Linked DNA regions of Homo sapiens: region 1 is linked to region 2. Evidence: chromatin contacts called from ENCODE Hi-C or POLR2A ChIA-PET data. All regions are on one chromosome and are shown on one strand. The core of a region is the stretch at or near the end of the contact, and the rest is flanking DNA. Distances in the headings are between cores, read along the strand shown. Region 1 overlaps CUX1 (cut like homeobox 1). Region 2 overlaps CUX1 (cut like homeobox 1).

Evidence for each region. A loop is a pair of places that touch in the nucleus more often than their neighbours do. ChIA-PET counts read pairs that join two places held with the same protein, here RNA polymerase II (POLR2A). Pooled maps may share reads with other maps.
Region 1: a loop to region 2 is called in a pooled map, with 2.1 times the contacts of the local background. The contact joins two enhancer-like sites. A Hi-C loop is called at or near these places in 1 of 168 maps with a recorded cell type or tissue (endothelial cell of hepatic sinusoid) and 1 of 50 pooled maps. POLR2A ChIA-PET finds 5 or more read pairs at or near these places in 5 of 52 experiments (BJ, GM12878, HepG2 and 2 more).

What each region holds. Positions count from the first base shown.
Region 1 is chr7:102,144,144-102,148,758 of GRCh38, forward strand. The region is part of intron 8 of CUX1 (cut like homeobox 1); the gene reads left to right. Among named protein-coding and RNA genes, the nearest start is that of SH2B2, 140 kb to the right of the region's middle. Within about 2 kb of position 3,033, at least 10 of the 41 ENCODE cell types and tissues checked have a DNase peak (open chromatin) inside an H3K27ac peak, as active enhancers do.
Region 2 is chr7:102,043,362-102,047,995 of GRCh38, forward strand. All of the region lies in intron 3 of CUX1 (cut like homeobox 1), which reads left to right. Among named protein-coding and RNA genes, the nearest start is that of CUX1, 230 kb to the left of the region's middle. Within about 2 kb of position 2,075, at least 14 of the 41 ENCODE cell types and tissues checked have a DNase peak (open chromatin) inside an H3K27ac peak, as active enhancers do.

The DNA.
Region 1 (4,615 bases), core at 1,783-4,282, 100 kb after region 2:
TTAGATTCTCCTTCTTCTTGAGTATTTTTATGTCTTGCTTATCACCTTGTTTCATTGCAAATGGAATAGTAGCAGTCAGCATCAGTGCACGCTTTACAATTAATGAGTGACGATGGAGGGATACCTGACTACTGTGATGCTCTTCACTTTTTTTGTTGTCTTATTGGGTTTTTTGTTTATGTTTCATATGTTAAATTTCCGACGTACGCGTGACCTGGTGTCAGCATCTCCCGTTCATGGCCCATCCCGTCTCACCTGTCCCCACTCCTGTTTTGACTTGAAGCTACTCCCAGAATCCTTTCATTTCCTTTCTAAACATTTTAACACACATATCCTCACAATAAGGACTTTCTTTTTAATATAGTCACAGCGCAATTAGCACATTCAAAAATAATTTTTCACCTGCAGTCCCAGCAACTCAGGAGGCTGAGGTGGGAGGATTGCTTGAGCCCGGGAGGTTGAGGCTGCAGTGAGCTATGATCACACCACTACGCTCCAGCCTGGGTGACAAAGCAAGACCCTGTCTCAAAAAAAAAAAAAAACAGTAAAAATAATAATCATAATAATTTTTTAATATGATCAGGTAAATCTAGCCAGTTTTGAAATTTCTAGTTGCCCCCAAACTTCATAATGGTTTTATTTTCTAAAATTATTTTAATTTAGGCTGGGCGCAATGGCTCACGTCTGTAATCCCAGCACTTTGGGAGGCCGAGGTGGGTGGATAACTTGAGGTCAGGAGCTTGAAAACAGCCTGGCTAACATGGCAAAACCTCGTCTCTACTAAAAACACAAAAATTAGCTGGGTGTGGTGGCACACACCTGTAGTCCCAGCTACTCAGGAGGCTGAGGCAGTGGAATCACCTGAACGGAGAGGCGGAGGTTGCAGTGAGCCGAGATCGCACCACTGCACTCCAACCTGGGCGACAGAGCAAGACTCCGTCTTAAAAAAAAAAAAAAAAAAAAAAATTTGAATCTCGATTCAAGTAAGATCCACACGTTGCAGTTGGCTGGTGTATCTTTAAGTCTTGGTCATTGTATAGATTCCCTCTTCGTCACTTTTTCTTTTCCTTGCAATGTATTTGTGCTAGAAATGGGGTCATTTGTCCAGAAAAGATTCTCCACCCCACTGCTGAGATTTTACTGATTGCCTCCCCAGAAATAGTTTATCATGCTCCTCTGTCCTCATGCTTTCCTGAAAATTTGTGGTTGAATCTAGAGGCTTGATCAGATTCAGGCTAGAAGTTTTTGGCCAAAAGCCCCTTTGTGGGTGATTGTGATGATCTCGCGATGGTGTCAGGTACTGGAAGTGAGCGCTCACCAGAAGAGAAAGGTCCTGACTTTGATACACAATCATAATGAATCCAGGCATGGAGCTTGGTGGTTTACAAAATCTTTTCCTTTCTTTTTGTGTTCTTGTTTTATCCTCATGCTAATTTCTTTGAATTTCATGGCTCCTCCTGTATAGGTGACTGTCCAGCTCAGAAGTCTGTCCAAGGTCAAACAACTAAAAGACAATGGGAGGGCCGGGCGCGGTGGCTCACGCCTGTAATCCCAACACTTTGGGAGGCCGAGGTGGGTGGATCATCTGAGGTCAGGAGTTCAAGACCAGCCTGACCAACATGGTGAAACCCTGCCTCTACTAAAAATACAAAAATTAGCTGGGCATGGTGGCAGGCTCCTGTAATCCCAGCTACTCATGAGACTGAGGGAGGAGAATTGCTTGAACCTGGGAGGCAGAGGTTGCGGTGAGTCGAGATCGTGCCATTGCACTCCAGCCTGGGCAGTAGAGCAAGACTCCATCTCAAAAATAAATAAATAAAAATTTTTACAAAATAAAAATGCAGTGGAGAAGAATTCCAACCCATTTTCCACCAGCCACACTCTTTTCTGTAGACCACAATTTTCCTAATTTCACTTGATTTTAAAGAACAAAGGAACCTGCACACCCAGCCTGCTCTCCACTTCTTTGGGTAGAGCAGGGCTGTTAGAACTCTAGAGAGATGCAGGAAGCAGCCGCCGATGAACCCAGATGCTCATCCCTGGAGGCACTGTGCGGTCTCAGGAGCAGAAGCCGAATGAATTATGCAATATCAGAGCCTCATTCCCTGGGCCGCAGCTGTCCCATGTTCCCTGCCTGGAGATGACTGAAGCCCGAGTGACAGTCACAGGCTGTTCCCGATCACGCTGGGGTCACACGCTCTGGTGAGCACCCAGCCGGCCAGAGCTGTGCTATTGGTTTGGCACAGGTAGAAAGTTGACCCCGCACGTGCCGTAGAAGGTCATTTCGTTCGGTTCATCAGCTATACTCGGACTGGCTAAAGGAAGATTTTATTGAAATCGTTTCCCATGAACACGTCAACTTGTGGGGCAGGAAGGGAAATTTTCTTCCCGTTTGGGATTGAAAAGATGAGGCTTAACCAAACTCGTTCTTATGTTCGTTGGTTTGTTTTTTCTTTCTTTCTTTCTTTTTTTTAAACAGACTCTCACTCTGTTGCCCAGGCTGGAGTACAGTGGCGTGATCTCGGCTCACTGTAACTTCCACCTCCCAGGTTCAAGCAATTCTGCCACCCCAGCCTCCTTAGTAGCTGGGATTACAGGCGCACGCCACCACACCTAGCTAATTTTTGTATTTTTAGTAGAGATGGGGTTTCACCATGTTGGCCAGGCTGGTCTCAAACTCCTGAACTCAAGTGATCCACCCACCTTAGCTTCCCAAAGTGCTTGGGATTACATGAGTGAGCCACTGCGCCTGGCCTAAACTTGTTTTTAATCATTACTTTTGTATCATTTAAATTAGTATAATGGTAATCTACAGAGAACAAATTCTGGTTAATTTCTGAGCAGACAGAGGTGACATCCTGGCCGTTTAACTGTCTCTCGGCACAGTGTTACTTCCAGCAAAAATGAAAACCGCTATTTCCAGAAGGTTATCTGTAGGGATAAAGCTCCACAGACTGGACCGACTCTCTTTCCAGGCCTTTGATTGGGGAGGGGTGGGGCCACCGTGGAGTGTGACACATTTGATCCGGGGCTTGGCAGATGCAAGATGGCTTCATCCTCCCCTCTACTTCTGCCAAAGCAGAAGTGGTTTAACCTTGGGTGGAAAACGAAAGATAGGGCAAGTCATACAGATGAGGGCTGCCAAGAAAACCTTTCCCCGAAAAACACTCTCTCCTCCCCTCCTCCCCTTCCCCATCAGCCTCCGTGTCTTCAGTCCTGACCTGGTTCACAGATCCGTGTTGGGCACGGGGATGAGTGATGAGTGGTGAGCTGGGCCACCTGGTTCTGCACTCCAGGACCTCACGGTCCATTGGACAAAAAGAAGCCTAATTCTGGGTCTTTCAATACTTCTCCCCCAAGACTATTATTGCCTTGTTTTTCAGAGGCTCTGAAAAGCGAATCATTTTCCTTCTGCAATAACATCTTGTAGGCTCTTTCCTTAAAAGTTGTATTTACAATTTGCCAAAAGAATTCTACCCTTTCTGCCCTTTAGAATACTAGCCAGTGAATGGCTGTCTGTCAAGAAGACAGGGGACCTCAGGTATCACAGGTGTCATTAATTTGCATATTTGGGCCGGTGCGGTGGCTCATATCTGTCATCCCAGCACTTTGGGAGGCCAAGGCAGGTGGATCACTGGAGATCAGGAGTTCGAGACCAGCCTGGCCAACATGATGAAACCTGATCTCTACTAAAAAAATAGAAAAATTAGCCGGGCATGGTGGCGCATGCCTGTACTCCCAGCTACTCGGGAGGCTGAGGAGGCGGAGGTTACAGTGAACCGAGATCGCCCCACTGCCCTCCAGCCTGGGTGACAGAGCGAGACTCCGTCTCAAAAATAAATAAATAAATAAATAAATAAATTTGCATATTTGGTCAACCAGTATTTTGTGAGTACCTGCTGTGTTCCCTGGAACTATGGCAGTGGATAAGCAAGTAATCAATATATGAACAAGAGACTTTGAGACGGGAATAAATGCAACAGAAACAAAATGAATGGACAATGGAGAGTGTGGCTGTGGAGAGGCCTCTCAGAGGAGGGCCAGGAGGGCTGAGACCCAGGCCTGTAGGTGGGACAAGCATGGTGCTTCCAAGAAACAGAACAGGACTAAAGAGGCTGGGCACGGTGGCTCACACCTGTGATCCTAACACCTTGGGAGGCCAAGGCAGGCAGATCACCTGAGGTCAAGAGTTCGAGATCAGCCTGACCAACATGGTGAAACCCCGTCTCTACTAAAAATACAAAAATTAGCCAGGCGTGGTGGTGCACACCTGTAATTCCAGCTACTAGGGAGGCTGGGGCATTCTCAAGAATCACTTGAACCCCGAAGGCAGAGGTTGCAGTGAGCTGAGATTGCACCAGTGCACTCCAGCTTGGGCAACAGACCAAGACTCCGTATCAAAAACAAACAAACAAAAAAACAAAAAACAAAGAAATGCCCATCTTTTATTTTAAAAATCTTAATAAAATAGGGATATAGTTGGATATTTCATTAATAAATGTATATATATAATGTATTTTATATATAACTACACATTAATGTATGTGTTATATATATATAATATATTAATATATATATATTATATATTACTCAAGAACATGAGTAAGTTCTTGAG
Region 2 (4,634 bases), core at 825-3,324:
TGTGTGTGTTGAGAACACTTGAGATCTACTGCCTTAGCAAATGTCATATATATGATTACAAGATTATTAACTATAGTCACCATGCTGTACCTTGGAAAAGAAAACCTACTTTTCTTGCTTAAGTAAAACTTTTACCCTTTTCAAGGACTGGGGGACCTTGAGTATGTGCAGATTTTGGTACACGCAGGGGGTCCTAGCACCAATCTCCTGCGTGTACCAAGGGATGACCGTGTGTATAGAAAATCACATGTTTATTACCCATGTATTTGTTGTTGGATGCTTAGTCTGTTTCCATATCTTTCTATTGTAAATAGTGCCGCAGTATACATGAGTGTGCAGATAACTCTTAACAATACTGATTTCAATCCCTTTGTGGTGTTGCTGGATCGTATTAATTTTGGGGGGAACCTCCGTACTGTTTCCCATAATGGCTGTACCAATTTACATTCCCACCAACAGTGTACAAAGATGCCCATTTCTCCATGTCTCACTAGCACTCGTGTGTCTTTTTGGTAATAGCCCTTCTAACAGGTATCAGGTGATACCTCATCGTGGTTTTGAGTCAAATTTTCCAGATGATTAAAGATGTTGAGCAGCTTTTCATATACCTGTCAGCCGTTTGCATGTCTTTTTTTAGAGAGAGACAGGGTCTCACTCTGTTGTGCAGACTGGCGTGCGGTGGTGCGATCATGGCTCACTGTAGCCTTGAACTCCTGGCCTCAGGTGATCCTCCTGTCTTGGCCTCCCAAAGTTTTTGGGATTACGTGAGCCACTGCGCCAGGCCTTATGTGTTTTCTTTTGAGATCCTTAGCCCATTTTCCGTTTTTTTGTTTTTTTTGGAAAGAGTCTTGCTCTGTCGCCCAGGCTGGAGAGGCTGGAGTGCAGTGGTGCCATCTTGGCTCACTGCAACCTCCACCTCCTAGGTTCCAGCGATTCTCCTGCCTCAGCCTCCCAAGTAGCTGGGGTTACAGGTGTGTGCCACCACACCCAGCAAATTTTTGTATTTTTAGTAGAGATGGGGTTTCACTATGTTGTCCAGGCTGGTCTCGAACTCCTGACCTCAGGTGATCTGCCTGCCTTGGCCTCCCAAAGTGCCGGGATTACAGGTGTGAGCCACTGCGCCCGGCCACCTTAGCCCATTTTCTAAACAGGGTGCCTGTTTTCTTGTTATTGCATTAACTTTTCCCCTCTTTCCAGCCTGCTCTTAAGATTGTACATGCTTTGAGGGCCCGTATCTTGTCTTAGATGCTTTATCTATTCTTTGCCTTATGGAAGTGGTTACATAAAACATTCTTAGCTGAATTTCCCCCTGCTTCTCGCCTTCTCCTTGTTAATGAGTACTTATTGAGTGTGATGTGCGAGCATCTACTTTGGTTCCTAGACGCCCACAAGCAAAATAGGTCAGTGCCCTGCTGGGAGTAGGGAGGGGTTGTCAGGGTCTTCTTTGGGTTTGTGGCCAGACAGGCGACTGTGGAGCAGACCAGGCACTCTGGGGACAGGATGATGCGTTCTGGCTGGAAGATACAGGGAGGCTTCCCAGGGACCCTAACACAGCCTGCTGCCCTGGACCTTTGCTGGGGAACTGACTTCTCAGCCAGTATGTCTGTCCGCAGGCTCTTGGGCCTTCTGCAGTGGTGGAGGTGACAGTGGTGTTAGCCGTGGTGGTCACTGTGGTGATGTGGCTGCTGTACTGTCATTATCTTATGGCAAAACCCGCAAGCCTGACACACACAGTGTCTCCCTGTAAGTTCGCGCCATGATGGCTCAATTAGGGACCCGTCGGACTGCGGCTCAACATCCAGGCCAGCTGCATAATTGAAAGCACATTTTCTCCTCCAAAGCTGCAGCTGGTTTGGTTCTGCTCATGCAGAAAGGGATCTAACCTTGCATAACATAGGAAATGAACAGTTGAGAGAGAAGCCAAATTCAATTTCAGTCAGATATGTTGAGGCTAAGTCCATGATCTATGGAAGCCGGGGCAGGAGCCGTGCGCCTGTGGAAAGGGGCGCTCTCAGCAGTCTATTAATCACGGCCGCCCGCCCGGCGCTGCCGCCACTGCCGGGTGCCACTGCGCCCGCGCGCCCCCTCCGATGTGGGCTGGAGCGCAGCCAAGCACTCCAGAAGTTAACCTCTTAAAGACCCGGAGCTGCTTTCTGTTGAATAAATGTAATTTTGTGGTCAGAAATAAATGCTTGTGATATAGCAGGAGCTTTGAAAACAACGGCAAGCTGGAGCGATTACAAATTGCTCCATGTTGTACAAGTCAACAGCAGACATCAAAATTCCACGTGGAGGGCAAATTGATTTCGGCCCAGAGCTCTGCAGCTATTCAATAAAAGTCCTATTAAACCATTGTATGTAATGAACAATCCAGAGCAAATCTAATATTTTCAGTGGATAATTATTTTTAACATCCTCTCGGTAACTGCTGGTAGATTTCTTGGATGTTTACAGCTCGAACTCGGGCAGAGTGGGCCTTCCCAGCTGTCATTTGGCATCTCCGCCAGGGGACCCGCTCCAGGGACCCAGCTGCGTACATGGCTCCTGAACATGGGGCTCTGGCCTTGGGGTTCAGGTTGCCAAGGAAGGGTGCATGGGGTTTCTGAATCTCCCAGTGCCTGGGATGTAGTAGGTGCCTGGGAAATGTTTGTTGAATTGAGCTGAACTGAGTTGAAATGCACAAGAGGAAGCTCTAAGAACCCCAGAATGACTTAGGAAAATGATATTGTGGCAAAGTTGACTCAAAACCTGAGGCTGAAGAGACCAGTGGGTTGCAGGTAAGGAAATTGAGGTCCCTTGTGATAGACCAATGTCAGCCCCTATGGGAGTCGGGACAGAGCTGGCACCCCGGGAAACCCCAGGACTTACCCAATTCACTTCCCGTTTTTGGAGATGGACTCTTGCTTTGTCACCCAGGCTGGAGTGTAGGGATGCGATTGCAGCTCACTGCCACCTCCGCCTCCCAGGTTCAAGTGATTCTCCTGCCTCAGCCTCTGAAGTAGCTGGGATTACAGGCACGCACCACCACACCTGGCTAATTTTTATATGTTTAGTAGAGACAGGGTTTCGTCACGTTAGCCAGGCTGGTCTCGAACTCCTCACTTCAAGTGATCCACCTGCCTCAGTCTCCCTAACTGCTGGGATTACAGGCGTAAGCCACTGTGCCCAGCCCCCATTTCACTCCTGTTCTGTTTTGGTTTGGTTTGGATTTTTTTTTTTTTTTTTTTTTTTTTTTGAGACAGTCTCACTCTGTCACCCAGGCTGGAGTGCAGTTGCACGATCACAGCTCACTGCAGCCTGGACCTCCTGGGCTCAAGCAGCCCTCCAGCCTCAGCCTCCTGAGTGGCTGGGACTACAGGTACACACCACTACACCCAGCTAATTTTTGCATTTTTTTTTTGAAGAGATGAGGGCTTGCTACGTTGCCCAAGACGGTCTTGAACTCCTGGCCTCAAGCAGTCCTCCCACAAAGGCCTCCCAAAGTGTTGGGATTACAGGCATGAGCCACCACACCCAGCTCACTTCTGTTCTTGACAGCTTGCGAAGTGCATTCTTTGTCAGGGAGGCCACACTGGGAGAGTCGCCAAAGCGATCTTGTTGCTCATCTAGTGTTCCCACCCCCAGGATGCTCCCCTACCTTGCTCATGACAGGGCTGTAACCCTGTCCCCTTCCAGACCAAGAGCTTCTCAGGGAAGGTCTGTTCATTCATTGATTCATTAAATATTTGTGGAGCATGTATGCCAGGCTAGACCAGAACTAGACCCTGGTTAGTGGTGGTAGGTGAATGAATGTAGCCGTTGCCTTCATGAAGCTTAACAGTTTAGCAAGATCTGTATCCCCATGTGGCACAGTGCTTGGCGCTCTGTTAAGTGATGGTGGATGGGTGGATGGATTGGTGGATGAATGGGTGGATGGTGGGTGTGTGGGTGGATGGATGATTTGTTAGATAAATGGGAATGGATAGATGGTTGATTGCATGGAGGGAGGGTGAATAGGGGATAGATGGATGGATGATTGGATAGAAGGATGGATGGATAGATGATTGGATAGAGGGATGGATGGCTGGATGATTGGATAAAGGGATAGATGGATGGGTGATAGGATAGAGCTATGGATGGATGAAGGGAGAGATGGAGGGAGGGAGGGAAGGAGGGAGGGAGAGATGGATGGATGGATAACTGGATAGAGGGATGGATGGATGATTAGTCTAGAGGTAGGGAGGGAGGGAGGGATGGATGGATGGATGGATGATTAGAAAGCAGTATGTGTCTGTAAGAATAGATTGACTCTTACTCATTTTCGTCTCCTGGAGTAAAATCATCCAACTTGTAATGCTCAGTCATACAGTATTTATTTGACTATCGTGGAATTTAAATTTCTAGGGTATTTTATTTTCTGCAGATCTCCCTTCCCTTGGAAAAACTCAATATGGATGTTAATTAGGTTTTACTAAAGTTCCATCAATTTAATGCAGTCGTTCTTTAAATGAAACTGACACCAAGGACCACATGGCCAAAGGAAGCCCACGTTCCTGTGTGTGGTTCTGAGGAGGGAGCATAGGATGCAGTTTGATAACAGCTGAGAGCCCTGAGGAGTTTGTTGCTGGATGTGGAGTATTCCATGTCTCGTCCCT